Linked DNA regions of Homo sapiens: regions 1, 2 and 3 are each linked to region 4. The links are chromatin loops, found by intact Hi-C in ENCODE. Cell type or tissue: dorsolateral prefrontal cortex. All regions are shown on one strand. Links, peaks and the distances in the headings refer to the core of each region. The heading gives the core; the rest is flanking DNA. Region 1 has its middle 40 kb from the start of QDPR. Region 2 has its middle 27 kb from the start of SNORA75B. Region 3 holds the start of DCAF16 (DDB1 and CUL4 associated factor 16). Region 4 overlaps FAM184B (family with sequence similarity 184 member B).

What was found. Hi-C counts contacts between places; a loop is a spot of excess contacts. Peaks named below come from ENCODE experiments on the same cell type or tissue, not always from the same donor. Only the 100,000 strongest peaks of a DNase experiment are listed, where the experiment ranks them.
Region 1: a loop joins it to region 4, with 4 times the contacts of the local background. A loop is called at or near these places in 2 of 110 quality-filtered maps.
Region 2: it touches region 4 in a loop (4-fold over the local background); 3 of 110 quality-filtered maps call a loop at or near these places.
Region 3: a loop joins it to region 4, with 3 times the contacts of the local background. A loop is called at or near these places in 20 of 110 quality-filtered maps.

What each region holds. Positions count from the first base shown.
Region 1 is chr4:17,468,124-17,476,223 of GRCh38, forward strand. No RefSeq gene overlaps it. Among named protein-coding and RNA genes, the nearest start is that of QDPR, 40 kb to the right of the region's middle. RefSeq lists an enhancer at 2,609-3,108. In dorsolateral prefrontal cortex, for the core only: a CTCF peak has its summit at 4,405 (motif pointing left); no DNase peak of the experiment used is centred there; H3K27ac peaks cover 2,423 bases.
Region 2 is chr4:17,343,531-17,351,630 of GRCh38, forward strand. No RefSeq gene overlaps it. Among named protein-coding and RNA genes, the nearest start is that of SNORA75B, 27 kb to the left of the region's middle. In dorsolateral prefrontal cortex, for the core only: a CTCF peak has its summit at 4,151 (motif pointing right); no DNase peak of the experiment used is centred there.
Region 3 is chr4:17,804,636-17,810,893 of GRCh38, forward strand. It overlaps DCAF16 (DDB1 and CUL4 associated factor 16), which reads right to left and starts at 6,122. Exons shown (of 3, transcript NM_017741.4): 1 at 5,812-6,122; 2 at 472-590; 3 at 1-136. RefSeq lists enhancers at 3,891-4,040, 5,660-5,749, 5,791-6,258, 5,870-6,029. In dorsolateral prefrontal cortex, for the core only: CTCF peaks have their summits at 4,029 (motif pointing left) and 6,153; DNase peaks (open chromatin) are centred at 4,096, 5,826 and 6,216; H3K4me3 peaks cover 3,846 bases; H3K27ac peaks cover 1,674 bases.
Region 4 is chr4:17,632,839-17,640,938 of GRCh38, forward strand. FAM184B (family with sequence similarity 184 member B) reads right to left here. Exons shown (of 18, transcript NM_015688.2): 14 at 6,412-6,558; 15 at 3,690-3,807; 16 at 2,171-2,275; 17 at 851-1,050. It overlaps MED28 (mediator complex subunit 28), which reads left to right. Exons shown (of 4, transcript NM_025205.5): 4 at 1-1,267. Among named protein-coding and RNA genes, the nearest start is that of MED28, 22 kb to the left of the region's middle. RefSeq lists a silencer at 3,950-4,039. In dorsolateral prefrontal cortex, for the core only: CTCF peaks have their summits at 4,150 (motif pointing left) and 4,352; a DNase peak (open chromatin) is centred at 4,143; H3K4me3 peaks cover 1,191 bases; H3K27ac peaks cover 3,741 bases.

The DNA of each region.
Region 1 (8,100 bases), core at 1,745-6,744, 160 kb before region 4:
CCTTAGCCTCTCTGATACTCAGTTTCCTCCTTTGTAAACAGGGAAAATCTGACTTAGCTCAAACTATGAGTATGAAGATTCAATGAAATAACATAGGCTCAATCTCACAGCACCAAGCCTGATACATGGTAGGTATTCAGCAAATGTCACCTGAGCCTAAATTGGAATCAATAACCATTTCCAAAGTGTGCAGAGGGGACGGACACTGTACAGGGACTCCTGATACGTGACGGCAGGGCACAGACCTTTTCCCATGGCTGGCGGACATACTGAGGTCTACACTGCTGTTGCGATGACTGTTGCTGTTTGTGTGCTGTTGTTTGAAGGTGGATTGGGCTTTCACGATGTTGCAAACTTGGCGATGTTTAGGAAGCTGCTACTATTACATTGGTGCAAAAGTAATAGCGGTTTTTGCTATTGCTTTTAGTGGCAAAAACCGCGATTACTTTTGCACCAACTTACACATTTTTGAACCTATTTCCACTTCTGTGAAGTAAGCCAGAGAAATGAGGGGAGAAAGGGTGAGGGGAAGAAGACAGGAAGGCAGGAAAGGAGCGAAAGGCAAAGTGAACAGCAGCAGGTCTCCAGTGCTTGGGGTGACTTATCGATCTCAGATCCACTCACAGGGCTGAGCAGAGGCCCCACTAGGCAAAGAAAACTGAACCAAGTTTCCCACGCTAGTTTTCCAAGACGAATTGTCTCATCGGCTGCCAATGCCTGCCCCCTTGCAGAAGTTCTTCAAACTGCTTGTATTTTTATTTATTTATTTATTTATTTATTTATTTATTTTTAATGCCAGGACACTTGGAAAGGCTCACAATGAGAAAATGTTTTAAGCTTCCAGAGGTTCCCCGTTGCCTAAAGATAAAAACCACCTGACAGAGATCCTTCATGATGCAGCCCCTGCCCACGAAGACACCTCTCCTCCATGCACTCCCCGCCAGCACTTTATCCTGTAATGATAACAAGCTCCATAGTTCCCCAATAATTAATTGAGTTGATAAGAGGCCAACTTGGGAATGAGATAGACCAGAGTTCAAAATTCTGATGCTTTTTCCTCTAGCTGTGTGGCTCTGGGTAAGTTATCTAACTCACGGCTGGGCACCGTGGCTCACGCCTGTAATCTCAGCACTTTGGGAGGCTGAGGCAGGTAGATCACCTGAGGTCAGTAGTTTGAGACCAGCCTGGTCAACATGGTGAAACCTTGTCTCTACTAAAAATACAAAATTAGCCAGGTGTGGTGGCACACGCCTGTAGTCCCAGCTACTCGGGAGGCTGAGACAGGAGAATCACTTGAACCTGGGAGGCAGAGTCTGCAGTGAGCCGAGATCATGTCACTGCACTCCAGCCTGGGCAAGACAGAGTGAGACTCCATCTCAAAAAAATAAAATAAAAGAAAGAAAAGATATCTAACTCTCTCAACTTGTTCCTCATCTTTAAAATGGGAATAATAACAGCACTTACCTCCTAGGGTTGCTCTAGAATTAAATTAGAATTAAATGAGGTAACGCATGAAAAGCATCTTCTAAGGGTGCTTTATGCCCCATGCACTTTAGCTGCCAAGGGTAAATGCAGCCTGTTCTTTCTTTTCTTTTTTTTTTTTTTTAATTATACTTTAAGTTTTAGGGTACATGTGCACAACATGCAGGTTTGTTACATATGTATACATGTGCCATGTTGGTGTGTTGCACCCATCAACTCGTCATTTAACATTAGGTATATCTCCTAATGCTATCCCTCCCCGCTCCCCCCACACCACAACAGGCCCCAGTGTGTGATGTTCCCCTTCCTGTGTCCATGTGTTCTCATTGTTCAATTCCCACCTATGAGTGAGAACATGCGGTGTTTGGTTTTTTGTCCTTGCGATAGTTTGCTGAGAATGATGGTTTCCAGCTTCATCCAGCAGCCTGTTCTTTCTACCCCTGAGCCATTCACTTAACAAGCGCTTATTATGCATTACTTGGATGACAAAGGAGGCATAGTCCCTGCTTTAAAGAACTTGTAGTTGAGTGAAGAGACAGAAATATAAACAAGTAACTATTATACTCTTAATTTGACAAAGGCAGTGTTTGAGTTAAATATAGCTTGTGTCCCTCTCAAGTCAAGCAAAACCTAAGATAAGGGATTGTATGAACTAATTTATTTAAGGAAGTGGTCCTCGGAAGCAGAGTTGGGGACTAGGGGCATAGGAAGAGTGAAACAGGGCAGGAGGGAAAGCCAACACACATTTTATTATGTTGGTGCAAAAGTGATTGCGGTTTCTGGTATTACTTTCAATGGTAAAAACCGCAATGACTTTTGCAGCAACCTCATACCAAGCTGCATCACGTTCTAAGTAACTGGGAATGATGCCACTAGAGGCTGTCTAAGGAGTGGTGAAGAGTGATGTGCCTCATTCTGACACATCGTCAGAAGGACAGGAGGGGAACATTCGTCCACCAGCCCGTCTCCCAGTGGTCAAGTGTGTTGCCCCTTGGAGCATTAACTCTCCACCCTCCCAGGTTTGCGCATGTGTGAGTGCCTGGCACATTTCTGCAGACATCCCATTCCTCAATGTCAGGCAAGCCCAGAGGCAGAAAGCGAGGTAGGCAGGACAGCCAGGGACATGCGGTCAGCTTGCACTTGCTCAAAGCTGGTGGCCCCAGCCATGACTGGAATAAAATGTGGGCAGGGAGGATGCAAGGCGAGGCACAAGAGGTGGCCAATGACGACACAGGAAACTGTCGGTAGGAGGGGCACCTGACCCAGCCCAGCCTTTGGGCAAAGGGATGGGATTTTATCAGATAAGGGTTCCTGGAACGGATGACTATGCCAGGTCTAGGAGGAGTTAGCTGAATCAAGGTGGAGAAGAGGAGAGAAATGGCTGGGCTAAAGCAATGGAGGAAGGTGGAGTGCAGAGGCAGGAGGAGGGCAGGTTCAAGGAATAATTAGGGGGTACAATTGTCAGGGCGAGGCGAGGGACGGGATGATGAGTGGGGAGTAAGAGTGGTTGTGGATAACGTGGTTTCTGACCCCCGTGTCTCCACTCAAGACAGAAAGGGAGGAGGAGAATGTGGCTCCCAGGATGGATACTGAGCTCTGATGCACCATGTTCAACTTAACTCTGCGATACTCAAGTGGAGAAGGTCAAGAAGCTCCCGGGTGCTGGAGTCGGATGCTTAGGAAGGCTTTAAAGTTGGCGTATGGAGAAATGGAACAGGATCTTGAAAAGGACTTGCTGTATCAGGTTTTCATTAATGTGCAAAGGCCAAGAACACAACAGGTACCAAGTCCCCACATTCCTAGGCAAAGTGTTAGGTCACTGGTGCAGGACCCATCAAGAGACTAGGAAGCCATTGTCAGATCCCACGCATACCCACCACCAGCCTTTGATGCTGGAGAGGTGGAAGAGGTAGAGAGACAATGTCTCCAGAGAGCTGTTGGAATCTTGCACCATTTCTCCTCTCCCTGCCCCTCTCTGGGGAGTGAAGAAGGAGGGCAAATGCTCATGTTTTCCCAAGGCTAGATGTGGGCCATATGGGAAGGAGCCAACCTCAAGCCATGTTGAAAGGAACACTTCCCAGGAGTTAGCCTGGAAAGACAAAGTGACCCTGCAGGGATGGGGGACCATGGAAGCCTAGAGGCTGAGGGGACCATGGAAGCCTAGAGGCTGAGGAGACCTGCTGGGGAAGAAGACTGTATGCTTCAGGGTTGCTGTGGTCAGAGGATGCAACAGGGTGCACCCAGCCAAAGAACCAACATTTAATAATCTGCCATGCCCAGACAGCACCTACATCTGGATATATCTGAGCCAGTCCAGCACATCCTCCCTGTCCTATACTGTTCCTGGATCCAGCTTGCCAGCACCCTCAGAAGTGGATCCCTCAGCTCCAGTCGAGCCTTCAGATGAAGGCAGCCCCAGCTGACATCTGACAGCAGCCTCACAGGAGACCCTGAGCCATAACCCCAAAATAAGTCACTCCTAAATTCCTGACCCACAGAAACTGTGAAAGATAATAAGTACTATTCTTTTAAGCTTCTAAGTTTTGGGGTGATTTGTTTACACACCAATAGATAACTAACACATGGCTCCACCCCACTACTACTAAATCAGGATTGGGAAAGTTTCCAGGAATCCATTTTTAATAACCTCCCTAAATTATTCCTTTGATAACCAACTAAATTTAGAGGAAGAAGACCAAAGCGGCATCTCTGGGAATCCTGACCTTCAGGGTTTCCATGAACTTTACAGTCTTGTGAGTGAAACTGACAATAATCCCACCAATGTTATTTAGTTGTAATTATGATCTGGGTTTGAAGGAAGTAGGAAAGGGTTTGGGCACCAATTTTAAGAGTCACTGAAACATCACTGGTGTAACTTGTAGCTAAGTAAGCCAAACATGCTTCCAGCTAAACTGACAGCTCCACCCAGTGGACATTTTGAAAACTTCTCTCATCTGAGTTTTTTTTTTTCTTTTATACACTTGGATTCACTGGCAGCTGAAAGCCCACTATCACCATCAGCTAAGATGCTGATTCAGATCATGTTTGCATCTTTGCTGCTTACCAGCTGTTAACTACCTAAATTGCAAGCCCTTTCATGCACCTCCGAAGGAGTCTGGTTTAGAAGATCAGAGAGCGAAAGTAGCTAAGGAACAAACACTACCAAAAAAAGTCGTGGTACAGGCAGGGCGCGGTGACTCACGCCTGTAATCCCAGCACTTTGGGAGGCCGAGGTGGGCGGATCACGAGGTCAGGAGATCGAGACCATCCTGGCTAACACGGTGAAACCCCGTCTCTACTAAAAATACAAAAAAAATTAGCCAGGCGTGGTGGTGGGCGCCTGTAGTCCCAGCTACTCAGGAGGCTGAGGCAGGAGAATGGAGTGAACCTGGGAGGTGGAGCTTGCAGTGAGCCGAGATCGCACCACTGCACTCCAGCCTGGGCGACAGAGCGAGACTCTGTCTCAAAAAAGAAAAAAATAAAAAAAAGGGCGTGGTACAAATATATTTTCAAAATGTTGGGTCTGCTTCTACCCATGGAAATAAATCAGATTTTTAAAAAGAAAGAAAAAGGAAGGGTGCAGTGACTCCTGCCTATAGTCCCAGCCCTTTGGGAGGCTGAGGCAAAAGGATCACTTGAGCTCAGGGGTTCAAGACCAGCCTGAGCAACATAATAAGACTCTGTCTCTACAAAAAATACAAAAATTAGCCAGGTGTGGTGGCACGTGCCCATAGTCCCAGCTACTTGGGAGACTGAGGTGGGAGGATCACTTGAGCCTGGAAGTCAAGGCTGCAGTGAGCTGTGATTGCACCACTGCACTCCAGCCTGTGTGACAGAACGAGGGCCTGCCAAAAGAAAAAAGAAAAAGAAAGAAAGAGAGAAAGAAAAGAATTCTGCATGAAATTTTTATTAACCAAAAATTCACTTCTGCACAGTAGATATTTTTAATATTTATTCAAAGAATCACCAAATTATTAGCCTTGCGCAGTGGCTTGCACATCCCAGCGAGGCTTGTCAGAGCCTCTTTGAGGCACAGCAGAGCTGCCAGACCATTGCAGGGATGAGGTGACAATGTGCTGATGGGGACCTGAGTGGGATATGGGAGAGTCCAAGGGATAAAAAGACTTCAACATCAAATTTACTGATCCTGATTTCTGTGCTGTTTCCCTGAAAGCAAACAGGCACTGGGCCCACCCATAAGTGTTGCTTCGCATGAAATGGACAAGGTCACAACAGAGAGATGAGCTGCAATTCACTCACTCAACAGCAAGGCCATCTTTGCTTGGCCTGAGTGCCTGTGTTCCTGTGCCACGCCAGTTTCAGTCCCTTACATGGCTCTGGCACAACACAAAAAAAGAGAGATGGCAAGAGGAGCTGGGCAGGGGACTGAATCCCCCAGGCCGTTACAATGGATTCAGTTCAAGCCAACCCCACACAGGTTCACAGCAGCCCATACTGCCCAGGGAAGACCGTGACCTCCTTCCCTCCCCAGGGCTCCTTAACATTGACTGAACACTTACTATGCTGTAGGCCTTGCTTTACAAGCATTGATTCATCTTCACAACTTTAACGAGGAAACTTCTATTATTATGTTCATTTCACAATTGAGAAGAGTGACACATAGAGAGAAGTCTGCCAGTTCAGCAGTTACTCTGTGGCCTTACTGTGTGCCTGGCACTGAGCTACATACTGGGAGTTGCAAGGATGAGTTTAAAAAACAGACAAGTTGGTCAGGCGTGGTGGCTCACGCCTGTAATCCTAGCACTTTGGGAGGCCAAGGCGGGTGAATTGCCTAAGCTCAGGAGTTCGAGACCATCCTGGGCAACATGGTGAAACCCCATCTCCACTAAAATACAAAAAATTAGCCAGGTGTGGTGGCACACACCTGTAGTCCCAGCTACTCGGGAGACTGAGGCAAAGAATCGCTTGAGTCCAGGAGGCAGAGGTTGCACTGAGCTGAGATCATGCTACTGCATTCCACCCTGGGTGGACAGAGCTAGACGCTGTCTCCAAAAAATAAATAAATAACAGACAAGTAAATGGCACTGCTCCTGTCTCATGGAATTTATTTCTTTTTCCTGTTTCATTAAGTCATACAGCAAAACTTGCATTTATTTTATTTTATTTTATTTTATTTTAGAGATAGGGTCTTGCTCTGGGACCCAGGCTGGAGTGCAGTGGCATAATCACAGCTCAAGGGATCCTCCCACCTCAGCCTCCCAAGTAGCTGGGACTAAAGGCACACACCACCATGCCCAGCTAATTTTTGTATTTTGGGTAGAGATGGGGTTTCGCCATGATGCCTAGACTGCTCTCGAACTCCTGGCCTCAAGCAATTCTCCCACTTTGGCCTCCCAAGGTGCTAGAATTACAGGCGTGAGCTGCCGCATCTGGCTCACATCTTACTATATCATAACATATATCATGCATGCTGTCTTTCACTTGACGCTGTACCGTGAGAATTTTCTCATATCACTAACAATTATTTGAAGATGTGATTTTTAATAATTCTTAGCACAACTAGATTGTGCTAATTAACTGTACGGCTTATTTGCAGTCTGGTATAATGTAGTAGCTAAGAGCGGTCTGAATACCTGCTCAAATCCTGACATTTGCTGCTTCCTAACTGTGTGACGTTGGGCAAGTAACTTCTCTCTATGCCACAATCTTCTCAACTGTGAAATGGACATAATAATAGAAGTGTCCTCGTTAAAGTCATGAAGATGGGTCAATGCTTGTAAAGCAAGGCCTACAGCATAGTAAGGATTCATTTGGTCAATGTTAAGGAAGAGAGATGGCAAGAGGAGCTGCGCAGGGGACTAAACCCCCTAGGCCATTACAGCAGATGCAGTTCAATGTCAAGCAGACCCCTACTGGGTTCACAGCAGCCCATACACCCCAGAAAGGATCTGGACCTCCTTCCCTGCCCAGGGCACTCCTCCCATTCAGCAGTTATTCTATGGCACAAATCATATTATATCATAATGTATGGTGATTATTTAACAATTCTGTGCTGCTAGTCTTTTGGATTGTTTCCAAGATTTCAGTAATGATGCAGGAATTTCATTTGTTATTTTTTTTGTCCTTGTTGCTGATTATTACATAACACTTAAGATATGGAATTACTAGATCAAATGGTATATTTGAGGGTTGTAAGACCCTCAAATTACTTGCCAGAAAAGTTCTGCTACTTGGCTGGCCACCAGCAGGGTTTGAAATTACACTTTACCAATTACCACCTGCATTTTAAAAATCATTGCTAGTTTGGTAACTACTATTAATGCTATCTCACTGTTTCCATTTGCAGTTCTTAGATAACCATTGAGATGGGATATCTTAATTCTTCTCTTACTCAGATTTTCAGTCCAAATTACTTTATCCAGAGCTAAAAAAATAATTTGCAAAAATGCAGTAGGAAATTCTGCCAGAAACGGAAAACTGAGGCAGAGGCCAGAAAGGGACTTGCTTAGTCCAGGAGTATCTCCAGACTATATAGAGGCTCGCTCAATGCTAAGAACATTCTAGAAAAACATTAAGTTTCAGACCTGGCATGGTGGCTCACGCCTGTAATCCCAGCACTTTGGGAGGCCAAGGCAGGTGGATCACCTGAGGTCAGGA
Region 2 (8,100 bases), core at 1,373-6,372, 290 kb before region 4:
ATTAAAATCACTCTGAATTCCACAACCAAAAAATAACTACTGCTAACTCCTTAATGTAAACATTCCAGAATTTTCCTAGCATACCAACTCATATAAACATGTACATATATTTGCAAAACAATACTATAACTATTTTTAAACCTGGCTGTTGTGTTTTTTTCACTCAACAGGAAATCTTGCACAACTTTTCATGTCAATACATAAGAGCATGTAAACATCATAATGACTTCAGTATAAACTAATGAATTTTCTACGGCTGAATATTTAGGTTGTTTCCAAATTTTTGATACTAGAGACAATATTTTATGAGCATTCTTGAACATACATACATCTTTGGGCACCTGCTTAGCTACTTCTTTAGGATAAATGTGTATTTAGGATAAACAAGTATTTGATTATCTCATTTATAATGGAGAGGTCTTTAATGGCTCCTGCTTGATATTTAGAATAAATTCCAAATGAATTAGCATAGCCCACTTTAGTCTCCCTCTCACCCCAGAACTTCCCTGCATATACTGTTGGTGCCTTAGGCTGTGCTCACTCTCTGTGTCTTTCTCCACTTCACTAATCCTTTCTCTTCTTTCTCCAAACTTCAAAATTCCGCTTAAATATCACCTCCTTCTGAAAGTCTTCTATTATCATGATCCTTCACCAATACAACGCAAATTATACTACTACTAATAATAGTAATAAACACATATATGTAGCACTCCTTTGTGTCAGGAAGTATTCTAAGCATGTTACATAGATATGTCATTCAATTCTTTCAACAAATCTATGAGGTCATCACTGATACCTCAATTTTACAGATAAACTGTATTTAGAAACTTTGAAGTTTGTTAGGATTTATGAATATGTGAGTACTTATACAAACTTAAATTAAATACATATATGCATATGTGTGCAGCTCGCTCTAGCTAGAAGTATAAAACCTTAGCTACCTGTGTTGATGAATAAATCCTTTTTCAAACACACTTAAAACTAACGTTATTATCTAGAGGAAAAAACTATAAGATGCAATTAAAGAGACCTATGTGACTTAAGATGAAGCTATTTGGATAAAAATTTGAAATGAAGGTGAATTATTGGTATTCTAGATTAAAACTCAGCCCCAGAATCTGTTAAACACTTTAATTGCCTTTACACATCAATAACAATTGGGGAAAATTTCAACCTATATATACTATTTTAGTTTAAGTATCAAGCTTTTTGTCAGGTAGATAGCAACCTATAATAAAAATCAAAGTTATTACTTTATTTTACCCAGTTAGTCAAAAGGGAAATTGGAATTCCTACCCATAAGAAAACAAAACCAAACAACAGCACATAATAGTTGTTAAGCGTTTATATAAACACATTACATTTTTAAAGCACTCAACAAGTAATTAGTGGAACCTGGAATTAGATTTGTTTTTATTGTCACAATACAGAAGAAAACCTAGTACTGAATAAGTTATTCAACTATTAAACCTTGACCAAAAAGATTTATTGTTAATTGCTTAAACTCCCTGCAATAAAATTAAACAACTTTTTTCCCCTTCCAATCAACTAACATGGCCTGCATGACTTTCACTAATTCACTTAGTGTCTAACAAAGGTAAAATAATAAACACTCAATGAAGAGGTGGCCATGCCTCGTCAAACAGAGGTGCAGAGACTCCTGAATTGCCTGGCTCTGTGCTGGGTGGTATGAGCAGATGAGACAGATACAACTGACCCCCTAGAGCATCAATTTTTCTAACAATGAAGATAAACATGTTTATTCTAAAACAAGCATAGTTACGCTATAACATAAAATAGCACAAAATTTTGAAACAAAAAGCTGTCATCTACTTAAATGCCTTCCTATCCACTTTATATTTGTATGCCTTTTGAATTTTGCACCATTTTAATGTATTACCTTTTAGAACAAATTAACTTTTTAAAAGCTGTTAAGATGGAAAAAATGATTTGGAGAAACTAACAACTATGTTTTGCACATCTGAATTTGTGGAGAATTCATATTTGCTACACGTATGTATAGCTGCAAAGATTATCCTTGTCCAAAATATGTGTATTAATCTCTCTCAATCTTCCAAATCTGTGTGTAATACTTCCAAAAGGTTTCCACCAAAAAATCCTAATAGTCTAAGTAAAAATTTGTTTACCCTCCCTCCACTCCAAATTCATGGCAAAAGGGTTACTAAAGATACTAAAATGTTTTACTACATTTTTAAAGTAATATTTTTCTTTATTAATTTTCTTTTAAATTAATTTTAATTTATTTAATTTTTGTTTGATAATTTTAATAATTTGGTTGGGTAATGATTCCAAATTCAAGAGAAAAAGAATACACATAAAAATTTCCCCTTCTTTGGGAGGCCGAGGCAGGCGGATCACAAGGTTAGGGGTTCGAGACCAGCCTGACCAACATGGTAAAACCCCGTCTCTACTAAAAATACAAAAATTAGGCAGGTGTGGTGGCACGCACATCTGTAATCCCAGCTACTCGGGAGGCTGAGGTAGGAGAATCGCCTGAACCCGGGAGGCAGAGGTTGCAGTGAGCTGAGATCGCGCCACTGCACTCCAGCCTGGGAGACAGAGTGAGAGTTTGTCTCAAAAAAAAAAAAAAAAAAAAAATTGCCCCTTCCACCTCTGTCCCCAGCCACCCAGTTTCCCTTCCTGAAAGCAACAATCAAAGTTATCAAATTGCTGTGTATCCCTCCAGAGGGCTCCTTAAATCTAACTCTGTGCCCATTGCACCAAGCTAGAGAGAATTTAATCTTAGTCATGTTAAAGGATACACATTTTTAAAACGTGTAATCATGACTTTCACACAAATATAAAATGAACATGGGCCCAAAATTGTATTTAACTCATTAAATAATGAGGGAACTAATAAGGTTCGAGTTCAGACTAGTTGGAACCAGTCTGAAGAGGAGTTCAAAGAACCACACCTATTTATGCAGGTAAGAAATGCAAAGTCAATTTGCAAATAGATGCCAAATTGGCCTGTCCATAGGGCAAATAATCAATCACCTCCCACCTGACATAGCTAATTTGCATTTCTATAGATGAAAATCCTTTTCACTAGCATCAGTTTTCTATAGCTCAAAGACAGTAAAAGGCAGAGATAAGCAGAAAAGGTGTGTTTAGATAGAACACTTCATTATCTTTTCTTTGTCCACTTTGGTCTTTCTCAGTTGTTTCTGACAGTCACTTAGATGGACCCCTTATGCCCTCTGCTACACTCTGCACACTCCTGAGGTACATGAAGGCACAGAGATCTATGTCACAACAAAAATTCAGGAAGGGTCCTCCAGTTATTGTTCTACACTGGTTACTGCTAATTGTTCCATGTCCTTGCCATGGTTCTATGGAAGGAGAGGTCCTCTGTTGCTTTCCTGATGCTTTATTTTAGGTTCCCAGAAGCAGACCCTGAGATAAGGATTTGAGAGCAGAGAGGTAGTTTATTTAGAAGGTGAAGGCAACACTGGTAGGGGAGGGAGAAAGTGAGGCAGAAATGGAAAGACAGTAATTAAAGGATTGAGTAACCAGAACTTAATCTCATAGGAAAATTATGGGAAACATTGCAAAGCCCCCTCTTTGGAAGTACACCAACTAAAGGGCAAGGGAACTGGGGCCTTTATACTCCAGCTCCCTGGAGTCACTGGTAAAGGGTTGCTCCCAGGAGTGTTAATTCTGTGGCTCTATTGGCCTACTCTAAAAAAGAGCAGAGCAGCCTTCCAAAGCTTTAGAGAGACACCTAAGGCACCGAGATGCACCTACTGGCAGTTGGAAGTCCACAGAAACACACAGAAGGAGTGGGATCTAGAGATGTAGACAGAACACCCATAGAATCCACTTCATACCAGGCTTGGATATGCAAGCCTTGGCCGGGCCTCAAGTAGGAAGCCTGAAACCTAACTCTTATGCCTTGCACATCCTCCCCACTCTAAGGTCCTGCCACCTCCTGTCTCAGGCACTGTGAAGGAGAGGACATGGGTCCTGCTACTTACAAAATCACCAGCCCCTGTCCCTTTCTAGTCCTGGATTTGTTTCTCCTCCCCGCTAGAGCTTTGACCTCCCTGCTCCCACAGGTGTTCATTTCTTGCTCCAGTTTCACACTAGGGGGCAGGCTACCCAAGACAAAAGCCAAAATAACAGCCTGCCTTTGATCAACTTTGAAACACATTTCCCTAGAAGCAATAGAAGCTGAAGTCCCAATAACCTTCTTGAAATAGGAAAAACAAGGAGAACGAAACACAAGTCATGTTTCAAACTTTATCCTGCCACATAGAACAGAAATAGTGAAAATGTGGCATCTTCTTTCCATCTCTGGTGATCTGATGGTTTCTGAAAAAGAGCACTCTCCCCATTTGTTTCTGGGATTCCTCAAAAAATAGTAAAATGAAGGCCGGGTGCAGTGGCTCATGCCTATAATCCCAGCACTTTGGGAGGCTGAGGCAGGCCAATCACTTGAGGTCAGGAGTTAGGGACCAGCCTGGCCAACACGGTAAAACCCTACTAAAAATATAAAAATTAGCCAGGTGTGGTGGTGGGCACCTGTAATTCCAGCTACCCGGGAGGCTGAGGCAGGATACTCACTTGAACCTGGAGGCAGAGGTTGCAGTGAACTGAGATCACAGCACTGCACTCCAGCCTGAGCAACAGAGCAAGACTCTGTCTCAAAAAAAAAAAAAAAAAAAAAGAATGAAAACTCAGCTAAACTGAGGACTGCTTCAGTCACAGCACTGAAACAATGGTCGACCTCCACTCCCCAGTGTTTGGAAGTTGTTTTCCAGATAGTTTGATCCTTATGGGAATCTGTCTTCCTTCTTAAATTAGAGCGCTAGTGTATATTTCTCCTTAATCCTGGACTAGGAAGTGGTAGTAAAAAATCCTGCCTTCTTGCACATTTTATTTTCTCATTATTTTAAAGTTATTTTACCTTCTATGGTCTCTGATGAGGCATGAAGAAACTGCCATTTTTTGAAAGCCTAGTAAACATCAGCAGCTCCACACCCATAATCTCTCTTAAAAGTCTCCACAACGCTGAGGTGTAAAAAGCATTTTTAAATGGGGATTATGGTCCAGAGAGGTTAAGAAATTTCCTACAGGTCACAAAGCTACAGTTGGAACTAGGATTCAAACATATTCCCTCTGATATTATCCACTATACCATGATAGGTATTTTCCTTATTAAATCCTAACTGGACTTTGTATCTTGAAAGTCTCCACAACACTGAAGTGTAAAAAGCATTTTTATATGGGGATTGTGGTCCAGAGAGGTTAAGAAATTTTCTATGGGTCACAAAGCTACAGTTGAAACTAGGGTTCAAACTTATTCCATCTGACATTTTCCACTATACCATGATAGGTATTTTCCTTATTAAATCCTAACTGGACTTTGTATCTTCCAAGGCTAAAAAGTTATGAAAGGTTAAAAACAATAGAATTTTCCCTATGCTTTTTTCAAATTCTAGGAGATGTTTGAGCCCTTTCAATTATTATCATAATAAATAGAAAATAAAACTAAGGAAAATTTATTACATCAATTAGTGGACATCAAAGTCAATTTTCCATGATCCAGGAAGTGAAGTTCTACCAAGTAACTCACATTGTAACTTAACAATCTTGGAAAGAACAGGGCCTCCAATGGCATTTATCAGGCAGCATAATGGTTTCTTCCAAAACGATACTTTACCCATTTCCCTCTTATGCTCATGGGAGGGAGTGACTCAGGTAAAAAGATCAGAGTTTTGCTGACCGACAGACCTGACTTACCACAGTGCTGCTGGTGCCATGCTGTGTGTATTATAGTCCATTCTCACACTGCTATCAAGAACTACTTGGGACTGAGTAATTTATAAAGAAAAGAGGCTTAATCAACTCACAATTCCACAAGCTGTACGTGAAGCATGGCTGGGGTGGCTTCAGGAAACTTACAATCATGGCAGAAGGCGAAGGGGAAGCCAGCACATCTTACATGGCCAGAGAAGGAGGAAGAGAGAGTGACGAAAGAGATGCTACACACTTTTAAATGATCAGATCTTGTGAGAACACCCTCACTATCATGGGAACAGCAAGGGGAAAATCCACCCCCGTGATCCAATCACCTCCCACCACGCCCCTCCTCCAACACTGGGGATTACAATTTGACATGAGATTTGGGCAGGGACACAAATCCAAACCGTATCACTCTGCCCCTAGCCCCTCCCAAATCTCATGTCCTTCTCACGTTGCAAAATACAATCGTCCCTTCTAGTAGTCCCCTAAGTCTTAATTCATTTCAGCATTAACTAAAAAAGTCCATAGTCCAAAGTCTCATCTGAGACAGGCAAGTCCCAAAAGCAAGTTAATTACTTCCAAGATACAATGGGAATACAGGCATTGGGTAAATACATCCATTTCAAAAGGGAGAAATCAGCCAAAACAAAGGATTACAGGCCCCATGCAAGTCCAAAACCCAGCAGGGCAGTCATTAAATCTTAAAGCTCCAAATTAATCTCCTTTGACTCCATGTCTCACATCTAGGCCACACTGATGCAAGGGGTGGGCTCCCAAGGCCTTAGGCACAGTGTGATCCTGAACAAGTCATTGATTTATTCAACACAAGGTTACTGAGCACCTACTAAGTACTAGGCTCCATGTTCCATCCTGTGGCTAGAACTGTACTCAAACCCTGTCCTCAGAGCTGTCTATGTAACGGGCCAGACAAGAGTCAAGCAAACCTAATGGAATTTGGATTAAATACTGTGAGCATGTGGCCAACAGACTCTAAGATAGCCCCAACAACCCTGACTCTTGGTATTCACACTTTTGTGTAATCTTCTCTGCTTAAGTGTGAGCTGAACCTAGCTACTTGCTTCTACCAACAGAATATGGCAAAGGTTATGGCGTGTTATTTCCATGATTAGGTTACCTAAGATTGTGATTGTACCTTGCCGGAAGATTCTGCCTTGCAATCTTTGATGAATCAAGCTGCCATGTTGGAGAGATCCACATGACAAGAAATTGAGGGCAGTCTCTGGCCAACATCTAGCAAGGAACTGAGGTTCTTAGTCCAACAACCCACAATTAACTGAAGCCCACCAATAAGCATGAGAGCTCAGAAGCAGATCCTTCCCCTATCAAGCCTTCAGATAAGACTTTACCCCAGCCAACACCTTGATTATAACCTTGTGAGAGACTGAGTAGAGGACCACAAAAAGCCATGTTCAACCTCCTAACCCACAGAAACTATGAAATAACAAATATGTGTTGCTTTAAGCAAGTTTGGGGGCAATTTGTTACATTATAATACATAACTAATATGAAGCCCAAGAACAGGCTGCTATGAGAGATCCCAGAGGGGGACTGCTTGAGACTAAGTGGTGAGCACAGGCTTCTCTGAGGAATCACATTTAAGCAGAGTCCTGAGTGACGAGCAGGTGCCCACCAGGAATGTGAGGAAAGAGAATTCCAAGTCTTTGAACCTTAGTGGAGCCTCAATTTCCTCAAATAGAAAATGAGAATTTTCCCTAGGTATTTCCTGCATATAGTTGCTTTGAGGATTAAGTAAGAAAATATTTGTAATGTGCTTTACATCATCTATGATGCAAATAATAAGCCTGATTACAATGATGGATGGTGAGGATGTTATTACCACCAGTATTTTACAAATAAAGTACTAGGACTGAATGGCACCCAATGGCAAAATGTAGTATGTGTTCTAAGAATGGACACTTCCTGTCCATAGATTCTGTTTCTTTCAGTCTTCTCTGGCTGGCCCATGCCTTTCTCTGGCTAGGCCTTTCTAGGCTTCTTTATGCAGATAGGGGAAGCAGTTGTATAATCCCTCCTACTAATCATTGTGCAGATACATTTATTTCTCTGTTACAAACCACTGTCACATTACTGACTGACTCTCTTATCAGCCAATAGCAAATAATTCTGTACTTAGCTTGGGCAGTCCTGCTTTCTCATTCAGCTCACTCCTGTCTACACCCAATTAAAATGCATCTCCCAGGCCAGGCACAGTGGCTCACACCTTAATTTCAGCACTTCAAGAGGCCGAGACGGGTGGATCACCTGAGGTCAGGAATTTGAGACCAGTCTGGCCAACATGGTGAAACCCTG
Region 3 (6,258 bases), core at 1,259-6,258, 170 kb after region 4:
TGACGGGATGAGCTGTCAAGAACATCTGGTGTATAAGGATCCGATGCTTTCCATAGGTGATGCAAATGCCCTTGGAAACTGGTGATTTAGCTGTTGGATTATCTGGAAAGGTAGCCTTAACCTGTGAATGAGAAGACTAGAGACATGATATTAAAGCCTGAAAGCACTGGATAACATTATTGCCTACCTAACTTCAAGATATCTAAAATCAGAACAAATGCTGAGCAAGAAGTCTTACAGACTCTTCCCTCTCTATCTCACAGACTTAGGCCAATTTACCTGTTGGTAATAGCTCTTACAATCACAATATTGGGGAGCAAAGTCTGGGGCCATTTTAATTCTTTGTTGGTACATAACTGGGCCAGTTTGTATGCAGTTTTAGCCTAGAAAATTACTTTTGCAAAAGCTGATCCCTTATGCCCCAAACTCCAAATAGAGAGCTATAAAAGTTTTTTTTTTTTTTTTTTTTACCTTCAGAGGTGCTTGTTGGAATTAGTTTTAGGGGGCCTGTCCTGGTGGTAGAGCTGCTAGATGTTAGGACTCTTGCTGGGACCTCAGAAGTTGTGATCCTATCACCAATTCTATATAAGCTGTTCCACAAAAAAGAAAAAAGCATGAAAACTGACCAGCTACTTTTATAAAGATAATAAAAATAAATCCCAAACTTAGAGATGAACCAAACAAGAAAAGTATAGGCTCACTTCACTTGCAAAATCCTAAATATCACTTAACAGAATCCAACAGTACATTAAAAAGAATGTTATTATCAAATATGGCCTATCCCAGGAAAGTAAGAATAGCTCAAATTAAAAAAAAGTATAAATTACCAGAACTAAAGGAAAAAAAGAGAGAATTTTATTGAATGTGGATAACTTTTGTTAGTTCCTGACCACCATGTATTTATTATTTAAAAGACAAAACATTTTTACCAAACTAGAAAGAGAATGTAACTTTCTCAACTTGGTAAAGGTTATCTACCAAAATCTTTAAGCAAACATTATCCTGAATAAGATGAGATACATTTCCTTTAAAAGTGAAGTCAGGGGCAGGACACAGTGGCTCATGCTTGTAATCCTAGCATTTTGGGAGGCCAAGGGTGGAGGATCACTTGAGATCAGGAGTTCAAGACCAGCCTGGGCAATATGGCAAGACCCTGTCTCTACAAAAAAATTTTAAAAATTTAGCCAGGCGTGGTGGTGTGTGCCTTTAGTTCTAGCTACTTGGGAGGCTGAGGCAGGCGGACTGCTTGAGCCCAGGAGTTGGAGGCTGTGTGGTGAGCTATGATCACACCACTGTACTCCAGTCTGGGTGACAGAATGAGACTCTTCTCTACAACAACAACAACAGCAAAAAGTGAAATTAGCTAAAGATAACCATGTTGACTGAGACTGATACTGTCTGACACAGTACTGAAAGTTCTAATCAACATTTTTCTCTTTTTGGAAAAAGATACGTTAAGAATTGGAAGAGATAAAACTATTAGCTTACAGATGATATCATCCAATTTAAAAAACCATACAAACTATTAGAGTTCAACAATGTTCCTGATCTGAAATTAACCTATGAATATTCATTAATTTAATTACTCATATAACACTATTTGCCATGTACTACTCTAGTAACTGCACAAATGTTAACTATTTTAAAATTCTTCTAACAACCCTAAAAGTTGGTACTTTTATTGTCCCCATCTTACCTGTGGATTAAGTTACGTGATCAAAGCCATTCATCTAGTAAGTCACGGGGCCAGTGTTTCAACTCAGGCACTGTTAACTTTTATACCAGCAATACTAACTTTTATACCAGCAATACTAACTAGACCATATATAAAGACATTTCACAGAAGGAAAAACAAACAACAAAAACCTAATCCTATAAAGAACCTAGGAACTAATCATGAATATGTAAGACCTAATAAACAATATAGATGATAATTTAAAATACAGACATTCCATGCTCTTGGATGGAACAAATATCATAAAGATATCAACTTTCTCCCTATTAATTTATACAATTCCAATCAAATTTTTAAGGAACTCTATAAACAAACCTTAAAGTTTATATAGAAAGAATAAAATTCCACATATAGCCAAATGAACTGTTTAAACAGTAAGGGAGTTCCTATTCTTCAAGGTATGTCCTATGACTAAAGTCACAGACATTAAAATAAGGTAGGATTAGCATAAGAACAGACAATAGTCCAATAGAGCAGAATAGAGCTTAGAAACAGAGCTATATATAATTTGGGAATGTAATATAAAATAAGGTTGGCACATAAACTAAGGGTGAATGGATATGTTTAGTACATATTATTGGTACAACTGGCTCATTATATGAAAAAAAGTAAAACTGTATTGGAATAAGAATTAAGAAAAAATTAAGAACAAGGTTAAGAAAAAAATGAAAAGTAAAACCATTTAATACATATACATATAATGACATGTATAAGGGAGGATTCATGATGGATTAAAGACCTAAATGGGGATGGTAAAACTATATAGTTAGTTAAATATAATACAGAATATCTTTGTGAAATGAGGCCAGGGAAAGACTTCTTAAACAAAAAAGCATAAAGCACCAGACCAAAAAATGAATTTAATCACATCACAATTAATCATTTCTGGACTGAACTAAAGATACCAAGGACAAAGTTAAATCAATTTTTAAGAAAGCAACTTCAATAAAGAAATGAGCAATGGACAAAGATATCCAAATTATAGAAGAGAAAATCCCAAGGCATGAACAATATGATCACATTATGCTATCAGTTTGGTAGAATAAGAAAGCTGGATAACACCAAGTGTCAGTGAGTTCTTTTTTGGAACTGGCACTGCTGGTGGGATTGCAGAGTGGAGTAACTGTTCGGAAGAACAGTCCGGCAGCACTACTTAGGCAAACTATTTGCACATCTCATGATCTAGCAATCCTACTTTTGGGCATAGATAGCAAAGAAATTCCCGTATGAACAACATGTATGAAGATATACCCTGAAGCTACATCTGTGATGACAGGAATTAGAAGCATTCTAGGTTCCTATCGCTGGAGAAGCGGACTGGTAAAATGTGGAAACACATTCCAAGTATATACAGCAACATGGGTGGCCTTTAAAGGCATAGCTTTAAATGAGAAAAGAGACAATATCAATGTCTCGTTTATGCTACTCTGTAGGGGGGATTTCCAAAATCAAAGTCAGTGAACATTTTCATTATCGAATACACTGAGTTGTGCTAATAAGGTCATATGGTATGGCTTCAGGTCAGCAATTTTCCTCTAATGAGTATTTCTCTGGCTTTCACACACTCCTAGCACAGTGTCTGGCATATATGAGTGGCTCAGTAAATAAAAGAGTCAGAGAATGGCAAAGGCCTGCAGTAAGTAACTACCACAAGCATGTTCTATTTTACTCCAGGGAGAGAACAGTTCCAAGTTATATCTTGGTGATTTGGTAATGTTAGACAAAGACAAATGAGATAATTTTTTTAAGGCAGGATCAACATATATGATGCTACTACAGCAATATAAAGGAAACTGCTTATAACTTTAAGAAGAAACAATGTAATACTTCTAAGTTTAGATTATAGTACTATTACCTTGTTCAATCTGAAAAAGAGTATTCATTCTTTGTCGTGGACCGTAAGTCTTTATTAACTGAGACAGGAGAAGCTGTTGGCTTTTAATTGTGCTGTCCTCTAATATTTTTACTATTTTCACTTCAACCAGATTGCACCTGTGAGATTACTAATTGGCTATACTTCAGTTATTATGTTACTCAGAAAATTTTTAAAAAGGCTCTTACTTTCCCATAATTGTTTTTGTTCTGTTTCACAGTACAAAAGTCAGGAAAAATGTAAGCTTTAAGGCAGTATACTATGTTGTTTAAATTTAATCTAGCACCTTTGAAAAAATATTTTCAGATTATAATATCAAAAAATACTGAACCAATACCCCCATGGCTTTAACCATTAAAACAAAACAAAACAAAAAAAAAAACTAACCGAAATATAGTTAGGCTGACCTCTGGCGGCCAGATGTCTCATTCTTCTGTAACTGACAAAATGGTGTGATGTCTCTGTTGGTGAGACAGCCAAATAGAATATAGTAAAGAAATACTAGCCGGGCGCGGTGGCTCACGCCTGTAATCCCAACAGTTTGGGAGGCAAAGGCGGGTGGATCACCTGAGGTCAGGAGTTCGAGACCAGCCTGGCCAACATGGCGAAACCCCGTCTCTATTAAGAATACAAAAGATTAGCCAGGTGTGGTGGTGCATGCCTGTAACCCAGCTACTTGGGAGACTGAGGCGGGAGAATCGCTTCAACCCGGGAGGCAGAGGTTGCAGTGAGCCGAGATCGCGCCATTGCACTCCAGCCTGGGCGACAGAGCAAGACTCTGTCTCAAAATAAAAATAAAAAAATATATATTAGAAACGTCACAAAGCAAAATTATGGGCAACACAAATGTTACCACATTCTTAACTAGCAGCTGAATATCTACAAAGTTTGAGGAATTAAGCAGGAGAATGGATAAGGTATGGCATATTAATACAATGGAGTACTATAGCAACCTGTCTGTGCCGTAGTTTCCTCATCTTAAAAGAAGATCAAAGTTATCCTACAGGGTTTGTGAGCAGTAAACGAAGTAAAGTGCTTAGCATGGTGTCTGGCACATAATAAAGGTTAATTAAGTGCAAGTTACTATTATGAACATATCAATATGAACCACAGCAATATTGATTGAAAAAAGCCAGATGCACATATAATTATTCATTTAACGGTTAAAACATGCAAAATAGTACAATATCCTCATTCAGGGATTTATTCATGTCATTAATATATTAAAATATGTCATTAAGATATAGAAAGCTGCATGGTAAAAGTTAACAGTAAATTCAGAAAATCCATTACTTCTTCGGAGGGCAGGTAATTCAAAAGGAGAAAGATGTACAGGTGGCTTTAGTAATGTTCTATTTCTTCAGCTGGCAGTAGGTTACTGAGGTGTAGGAGAGGGAAAAACGGCTTCCCTCCATCCTCCTAGGTTCTTTGGCTGGGTTACAAATTAACCTGACATAGACATTAACAAGAAAAAAAACCCGTACTTAATTACATACGCAGAGGAGTCCCACCATGGTCAGATGATTGAATATTATACAGCATCCTACGCTACTCAAGAAATGGGGGCTTGCGGCTTTCTGGGGGATGGTGGCCACAAAGTTGTGGAAAGGTGAGGGGAGGAAATATACGGTGAATAAAAGTTGTCTTGGTATGCAGATAAGATCTCCCAGGTAACAAAAATTATCGCAGAGCTGCCCTCTTTCTGATACAGATCCTTTACTGATGTATATTTCCTCTGTAGATGTCAATTTCTTTTACAACAGGACAGATTTTCAGAGCGACTCCTGTGTCTGCATTTTATCAGAATACCAGCTCAAAATATACTCTAGAAGTATATTGTAGGGTGGCATATTTTGGTCTCCTACAGTCCTATTTTTGGATGGTGCATCCTGAGATCCAACAGAAGTTCTGTCTGATATAATTTCATTTAAAATTTAAAAACCTAGTTCCTACTCTTCTTTATTTTAACCACTACCCGAAAGACCTTTCCATTCTCTTGAGTTCTCCCTTAATACACTGTCCTTATGCACACTTGTAAACAGGGCCTACACAGCTGCACATCTAGAAACGGCAGCAGCTAAGTTAGCCCGCACCCCCCTTCGCAACGATCCCCGGACTGCCTGCACGCCCTGTGGAACCTCGCAGTCGGCTTCACCAGGGCAGGGACTAAGGCCTTCAAAAGACAGCATCCGTCTCCACTAACCTCGGGTCGCCCCGCTCAGCGGACCCAGCAGCGTCGTCTCCCTTCTCAGAGGTGGCCGGGCCTCCGGAACGCGCTACGAACTTTCCTTTGTCGCCGTCTCTCGAAGCGGAGCCCTCGTGTGGGGATCCCCCGCCCTTCGGCCACAAGGGAGGTTGTTATCCTCGGCAGATCTCCCGTTCTCACTCTTGGAGGATCGCTTTTTCTTTCTAGCCTCACGCTCAGCCGCACGACCCAGCCAGGCCTAACGCCAGCAGCCCTTCCCCTCCGGTGGCAAGGCCACTCCGCTCAGCTCCCGCGCCGACGCTACTTCCGGCCGAGTCAAGGCCCCTCCCCCTTAGAAACGCCACTTCCCTCCGTGAAAACGGCTGGACAAGGTTGAACCTAGACGCATGCGCCCAAAGCGCGGGGTGCGAGGTGGGTGGACCCATCGCTTCCCGCTCTCTTCTC
Region 4 (8,100 bases), core at 1,487-6,486:
TTGTTTGGTTCTCCATTGTTCCTTTGAGACTTAGTGGTTGTAGCTCTAATAATGCAGGATTAACCAAACCTACAGATCAAGAGACTTTGTTTTTATTTTTTGTGACAGAGTCTCCCTCTGTCACCCAGGCTGGAGTGCAGTGGCATGATCTCGGCTCACTGCAACCTCCAGCCTCCTGCGTTCAAGCGATCATTGTGCCTCAGCCTCCCGGGGAGCTGGAATTACAGGCGCATACCACCACACCTGGCTAATTTTTGTATTTTTTGTAGAGATGGGTTTCACCATGTTGCCCAGGCTGGTCTCGAACTCCTGACCTTAGGTGATCCACCCACCTCCATCTCCCAAAGTGCTGGGATTACAGGCGTGAGCCACCAAGCCCGGCCCGATTAAGAGACTTTAGAATTCCAAGGTGATAGAGTAAATCTTGAGGAATAATGTTAGTAATAATACTGAAACTATATTGAAGATTTTTGTGCCAAGTCCTGTGCTAAGCACATCCTATGGATTAATTCCTTTAGTCTCACGTCAGTCTGATGAGATAGGTGCTGTATTATCTTAATTTTAAAGGCAAGGTATATGGAGACCTGGAGAGGTCAAGTGACCTGTCCAAGGCCACAGAGCTAAGAATGAGGAAGACTGTAATTTGAATTCAGACCTCCAGGCCAGATGGAGTCCACCTTTTGTATAACCCATGCTGAAGTTTTCAGGTAAGTGATTCAGTGTCCCTTGTCTAATCATCCATGAAAAAAGGCCTTCTGGAATTTGGTACCAGGTGCTAGAAAGAATCCTACTTCCCCTCTTATCTACAGGGAAATAGAATAAGGGCCCCTGTCCCCAACATCCCCCAAACCTTGTGGCAGTTTTTGCATCTGTAGACTGGTTGGGTTTGTAGGTCCGGCCACAGCTGGGGCTTGGGTCCAAGCTGGGTGATGTAGTTATTGGAGGGGCATTAATCCTGGAACTCAGATCGCCACTCAGAAAGTTCTTTGCATAGGAGGCGAGGTTCGGCACGCTGACCACGCGGCTGGGCACGTCCTCCACCTTCTTTTTCTGTTTGTATTAATGGACAGGTTAGTGCAATGCAATGCAAAAAACAAAATAAAGCATTATTGTAAAAGCAAATAATGCTCACCCAATCAAAATTGTATCGGAGAAGAAGCAACAATTTCATTTATACACTTACATGCTATTTTTTAAAGCACTTTTCCCTCCAATCTTCATTTTGTATTATAAATAAATATGTATGTTCACAACCTCTTAACCAAAACTTCTGGAGATGGATGTGTTTTGCAACTCAATTTTGTTTAAGATTTTAGAAGGTCATGTAACACCCCCAGCAGGGGATGGGCCCACCCTAGCCTCAAATGCATTTATTTAAATTTCTGGAGTGAAACTTGTATTTTGTCACAATGAGGGATACATAAAAACTACACGAGATGACATTAGTTAAGTCACAAGTGTATTGTCCTGTGAACTATTTTTAAAAATACTATTTTTGTTTTTAAGATGTAGCCTTGCTCTGTCACCCAAGCTGGAGTACGGTGGTGCGATCTCAGCTCACTGCAACCTCCGCCTCCTGGGTTCAAGTGATTCTCCTACCTCGGCCTCCTGAGTAGCTGGGATTACAGGCATCTGCCACCAAGCCCAGCTAATTTTTGTATTTTTAATAGAGTTGGAGTTTCACCACGTTGGCCAGGCTGGTCTTGAAATCCTGACCTCAAGTGATCCACCCACCTCGGCCTCCCAAAGTGCTGGGATTACAGGTGTGAGCCATTGCACCCAGCCAAAAATACTATTTTTTAAGAGCCTTTAGGATTTTGTGATAGTAGATAATTGAATGTGAATATGCTCATTGTGAAAAATTCCAAAAATATGTACAGAAATAGTTAAGAAGTGGAAGATTCTTACTCTTCTCCCTCCCATCACCTAGATAGAGCTATTCTTAATACTGACACACATTTATTCTAGAAAATTTGGAAAATACAAAATCCCATAAAAAATAAAAATCACACATAATCCGCCCAGCCATAGATATAAACAAGTGGGTTTTTTTTTTCCAATGAATATTTTTCTGAGCGTACACCAGCCCTTAAATAACCTGTGGTTACCTTTAAGAAAAACGAAACCAATGGAATTGTATAATGCATTAAAACCATTAGAACCAATTTACCTTCATGGAAGGGGTCAAATATCCCGGGTGAGGATTGAAAGAGAAAGACCGATTCCGGTGGGACATGGCACTGGGGAATGCTGCGTAGTGAAATCTTCTCTCTTCCTAGAAAACCAATACAACTGAGTCTAAATGAGCCTAACCACACAGCACTGGGTTTGACTTGAAGGAAGATGGCTGTGAGGGCAGAATAGAGAAGGAAAGTCCAGGGGAGGAAGGGGAAGTCAGTGGGAATAAAGCTGCCAGGCACTGAAGCTTTTGAGGAAGCACCTTTGCTTTTTTTATGTCCCCAGCCCCTCTTGTAAAGAAAAGGGCAAGCTGATGCCTTAGGAAATTGAAAATTCAACTGTTCTTAGCATGTGAAGGTAACCTAATGCAGAAAGTTAGTAATTAAGGCAAAGAAAGAAAACCCCCAGGTATGCAAAGGATTTTGCCGCCTTTCTTCCTCTGTCTTGTTTGACATTTGTGTTGCCTAACATATACAAACATAGGGAGAGTAATGAAATCCATCCCCACTTTACCTATAATAACTATATGGCCGATCTTGTTTGTGTGTATCATTTTCCACTTTTTTCTCTCCTGCTGTATTATTACTAAATTCCAGTTATTACATAATTTTTCTCTGTAAAAACATCAGTATGTATTTCTTAGAAATAAGGATTACTTTAAAAAAAAAAAAACCCATGATACCTTTGTTCACACGTAGCAAATGAGCAATAATTCCATATCAATGTCACCTAATTTTCAAAGCACAGAGAGATACAGAAGTGAGGCAGGTGAGCAGGAGCAGAAATGACCAGCAGGCCTTGGTTGGATACTGAATCAGAGGGAGCTGGGTTCTTTCCAAGGGGCTTAGGGAGTGGCTTTGCTAAGTAGAAAACAGGTGGTCATTTTTACAAAAAGAAGATCAACAATAAAAACACTAATTCTACTACAATTCAAACCTAAGCCATTATAGATTTTCTCAAATTCTGTAAGTTAAAAAACCAATATTAACATGGGGCAAATGCTGTTGGACTTGGGAGTAAAGTGATTTTTTTTTGCCTCCTATTTTCCTGTATTAATTTTTTAGTGAGTATGTCTTCTTTAATAATAGAAAAGAAAGGAGTTTTTCTTTGAGACAGTCTTGCTCTGTCGCCCAGACTGGAGTGCAGTGGCGCTATGCTGGCTCACTGCAACCTCTGTCTCTCGGGTTCAAGTGATTCTCCTGCCTCAGCCTTCCTAGAAGCTGGAATTACAGATGCCCACAACCACACCCAGCTAATTTTTGTATTTTTAGTAGAGACAGGGTTTCAACATGGCTAGGCTGGTCCCGAACTCCTGACCTCAAGTGATCCACCCGCCTCCGCCTCCCAAAGTGCTGGGATTACAGGCTTGAGCCACCGCGCACGGCAAGAAAGGATTCTTTGTAAGATATTAGGGCACCTAGAGAAATGCTGGGTGCAAGTGAACGCCCCTCCCGGGGGAGCCCGCAGTGCCCGGCCAGGTGCGTGGGTGAGGCGCCCCCTGACAGCCTCACCGTGAGCTGCTTGATGATGTCCTCTCTCTCCTTCAGGCGGGTCTGCAGGCGGCCAATGAGCTGAAGGTCCTCGGGCCTGGACGCTCCCTTCCCTGGCTTCTCTCCGGAATCTTTCAGTCTGTTCCAAGCAGGCATGCAGTCAAGTCCCCCTTACAGCAATTACTCAACAAAGAGGGAGAACAAGTGCACACGATGGGAATGCCATCCTGTGTTCAGCCCGGCCAGGGAGGCCCAGATAGCAGCAGCGGCTTGCCCAGGGCCCCCTGGGGAGATGGCTTGCCGAACCCAGGATTCCAGCTCTGTCAGGTCCCCTGAGGCTGCAGGGCCAGGAAGCAAAGGCCCCTGTGTGCACATAGATGCTGCACTCAGCGGGGCTTCAAGAGCCAGGGATGCTGCTGGGAGAACAGACCAGGGCAGGAAAATGTCCCGTAGGTTCTCTTAATGCTCTGGCGCCATCTGCTGGCGGACATAGAGCGCGGCCAGTGGCCGGTACCTATGGCCTTTTTTTTCTTTTTTGGAGACGGAGTCTCCCTCTGTCGCCCAGGCTGCAGTGCAATGGCGCGGTCTCGGCTCTCTGCAACCTCCGCCTCCCTGGTTCAAGCGATTCTTGTGCCTCACAGCCTCCTGAGCAGCTGGTACTACAGGCGCGCGCCACCGTGCCAGGGAAATTTTTGTATTTTTAGAGGAGACGGGGTTTCACTATGTTGGCCAGGCTGGTCTGGAATTCCTGACCTCGTGATCCGCCCTCCTGGGCCTCCCAAAGTGCTGGGATTACAGGCGTGGGCCACCGCGCCCGGCCCCCACTGCTTTTTCAGCGTGAAGCCAGAGAAGAGTAACTGGGTGGTGAGGAGAGGAGGGCTGGGGGTGCAGATAATCTACTGACTGGAGTTGATAAGAGCCCAGGGCTTTGGGTGAGATGACCCGGCTCTAATACTGGCTCTTCTTTTTTCTAGATATGTGACCTTGGGCATCATTTCACCTGTGTGTGGGCCCCAGTTCCCTCTCCTTTAAAATGGGCATGAAACTGGGTGGTTGTGAGAATTCAATGTGATAATGGGAGCCTGGCATATAGTAAGTGCCCGTTAGACTGTAACTGGTAAAACCTTTCCTGCTGGCTTTTGGATGATTTGCTTTGTATTGGAGACTGGAGAAGTTTTTAAGAGCTCAGGCTAAAGGTCAGACAGGTGACATTTAAACTGAATTAATGCTGCCTGACCTTGGGCAAGTGGCTTCACCTGTTTGGACCTGGCTTGCTGCCATCACATCCTAAATGGTCTTGCTAGTCACCCCCTCCCCCTGTTTCTTCTCAGCAGTCAGAAGTGACCCTGTGAAAAGGCAAGTCAGGCCATGTCACTCCTGCCCAGTGCCTTGTGAAGGCTTCCCAGGGCACTCTGAACACATCCAAACTCCTTCCCATCAGGGCAGGAGTCCCTTCACCCAGCTCCTCTCCTCCCACTCACCCTCCCTCTCACTGATGCCTCAGGAGTGCCCTCACCTCCTTGTACTTAAACATCACCTCCTCACAGAGGCCTTGTTTTGCCCACCCTTGCCACTCCCAATCCTGTCTTCCAGCACTTTCACCGCCTGGTATGATGTTAACTGTTTGCTTTTTTTTTTTTTTTTTTTTTTTTTTTTTGAGACAGGGTCTATTTTTTTTGTTTTGTTTTGTTTTGTTTTGAGACAGAGTTTCTCTCTCTGTAGCCCAGGCTGGAGTGCAGGGGTGCAATCACAGATCACTGCAACCTCAACCTCCTGAGCTCAGACGATCCTCCCGCCTCAGCCTTCCAAGTAGCTGGGACTATAGGCACACACCACCATGCCCAGCAATTTTTTTTTTGTATTTTTTGTAGAGACGGAGTTTCACAATGTTGCCCAGGCTGGTCTCGAACTCCTGGGCTCAAGCAGTCCACCCTGGGCTCAAGCCTCAGCCATGCAAAGTGCTAGGATTACAGGCATGAGCCACCAAGCACAGCCTGTTTGCTTATTTCTTATCCGAATTCTCAGCAGAATTTGTGAGCCTATGAGAGCATTGTCTTTGTTTTGTTCCCTGCTATAACTCCAGAGCCTAAAGCAGTGCTGGGCATACAATGGGTCCTTAACAATTATTTGTTGAATGAATAAATGCAATATGTTTGCATGAGGGACCAGTGGGAATAACAATTCTAATTGAGCAGCCCTGATCCTTCTGATTTCTTCGAAGTGTGAGGGTTAAACCAATGCTCATCCTCACAAATTCCCACTGCCCTGCAGAAAAGGGGAACATAGCCTCATAAAATGAAGGGAGACTGATGAGCCCCTGGCTAGTTCCCCCCACCACACCCCGCCTCCTGCCCTGAACTTGCTCTGTTGCTGAAGCTGGAGTGCAGGGTCCTGATCTCCGTTCACTGAAAGCTCTGCCTCCTGGGCTCAAGTGATCCTCCTGCCTCAGCCTCCAGAGTAGCTGGGATTACAGGCGTGTGCCACCACACCTGTAATTTTGTATTTTCAGTAGAGATGGGGTTTCGCCATGTTGGCCAGGCTGGTCTCCATCTCCTGAGCTCAAGTGATCCACCTGCCTCAGCCTCCCAAAGTGCTGGATTCCAGGCATGAGCCACCGTGCCTGGCCAGAACCCAGGACTTTCAATTTGAAAACCAGGAAATCCCAGGGTCATTGGGGTGAGTTGGCCACCCTACTGAATGGTACATTTGCAAGACCCTCCCTGGGGCCCGAGGCCTCACTTACTCGGCTTCCAGGGCAGCCAGCCGGGCCTGGAGCTGGGCCTGGGCACTACTGAAATCTGCCACCATGGCCTGCATCTCCTTCCGGTGTTCCTGGCGCAGTGTCTCCACCTCCCTGGCCCGCTGGGCTTGCTGAGTCTCCTCCAGGAACCTGTGGTGGATGAAAGCACAGCCAGGCTTGCCCAGCTCCAGGGATGGCACCCCTTGGGCTCTGGGGTTTATTTCCCTCATCGCTGCCCAGTTTGGGAGATCTGGGTGGGGAGAAATTGTGATCTAAGGACACCTGTGGGAAGAAGAGCTGAAGTCTCTTGAGTTGTGGAGTCCAGGACAAACCCCCACTATGGGACCCCTTCTCAGCACCCTCCCATCTCAGAAGGAGAAACCTGAGCATGGGGACAGACTTCAGGTGGAAGTGATGGAGAGCAGCCCTGCAGGGGAGCCCCAGAAAACACACTCTTCACTTGGGACAGGCGGGGAGGCAAGAGGCTGAGATTCTCTATCAGTATGGCCTGAACGCTGGGACTCTGAGACCTGGGAGACCAGGTCTTCCCTAACAACTACACTGCAGTGGAAAGCCTCCCTGAACTTTTTTTTTTTTTTGAGACGGAGTCTTGCTCTTGTTGCTCAGGGTGGAGTGCAATGGCACGATCTCGGCTCACTGCAACCTTCACCTCCCGGGTTCAAGCAGTTCTCCTGCCTCAGCCTCCCAAGTGGCTGGGATTACAGGCGCCCAGCACCAGGCCCAGCCAATTTTTTGTATTTTTAGTAAAGACGGGGGGTTTCACCATGTTGGCCAGGCTAGTCTCGAACTCCTGACCTCGGGTGATCCATGCGCTTCAGCCTCCCAAAGTGCTGGGATTACACGCGTGAGCCACCACACCTGGCCACTCCCTGAATCTTTATCCCTCACCTTTATCAAAAGAAGTGGTTATGAAAATTAAATTGGGCTGGGTGCGGTGGCTCACATCTGTAATCCCAGCACTTTGGGAGGCCAAGGCGGGAGGATCACGAGGACAGGAGTTCGAGACCAGCCTGACCAACATGGTGAAACCTCGTCTCTACTAAAAATACAAAAAAAAAAAAAAAAAATTAGCTGGGCATGGTGGTGTCCGCCTGTAATCCCAGCTACTCAGGAGGCTGAGGCAGAAGAATCACTTGAACCTGGGAGGTGGAGGTTGCAGTGAGCCGAGATGGCACCACTGCACTCCAGCCTGGGCAAAAGAGCAAGACTGTCTCAAAAAAAAAAAAAAGAAAATAAATGAACAAGCACAGTCAAGGCTCAAAGCAATTTTGGGCCAACACAACAGGGTTCAGTGTACACAGCTGACAAATATTAAAAAAAAGGAATCCTCCAGACATTAAAATGACAAAAAAAATTATGAGCAATTTTATGATTGGCATTAGGACATTCAAAAACTTGGATGAAATAGACGAATTCTTTGAAAGATACAAACTGCTAAAGCTCACTTAAGAAATAGATAATATGAAATATCCTGTGTCTTTAAAGAAATTGAATTTGTATTAAAAGCTTTCCAACAAGAGGAAGAAAGGCTCTGAGTTCAGGATTGATGATAGGTTTTTCACTTCTACAATTAACCAAGCGTTTCATTCATGCTAGGGACATGCCAAGCCTCCTGCACACATTCCATTGCACTCTACAACAGCCCTGACAGGCCAGGTTTTTTGTTTTGTT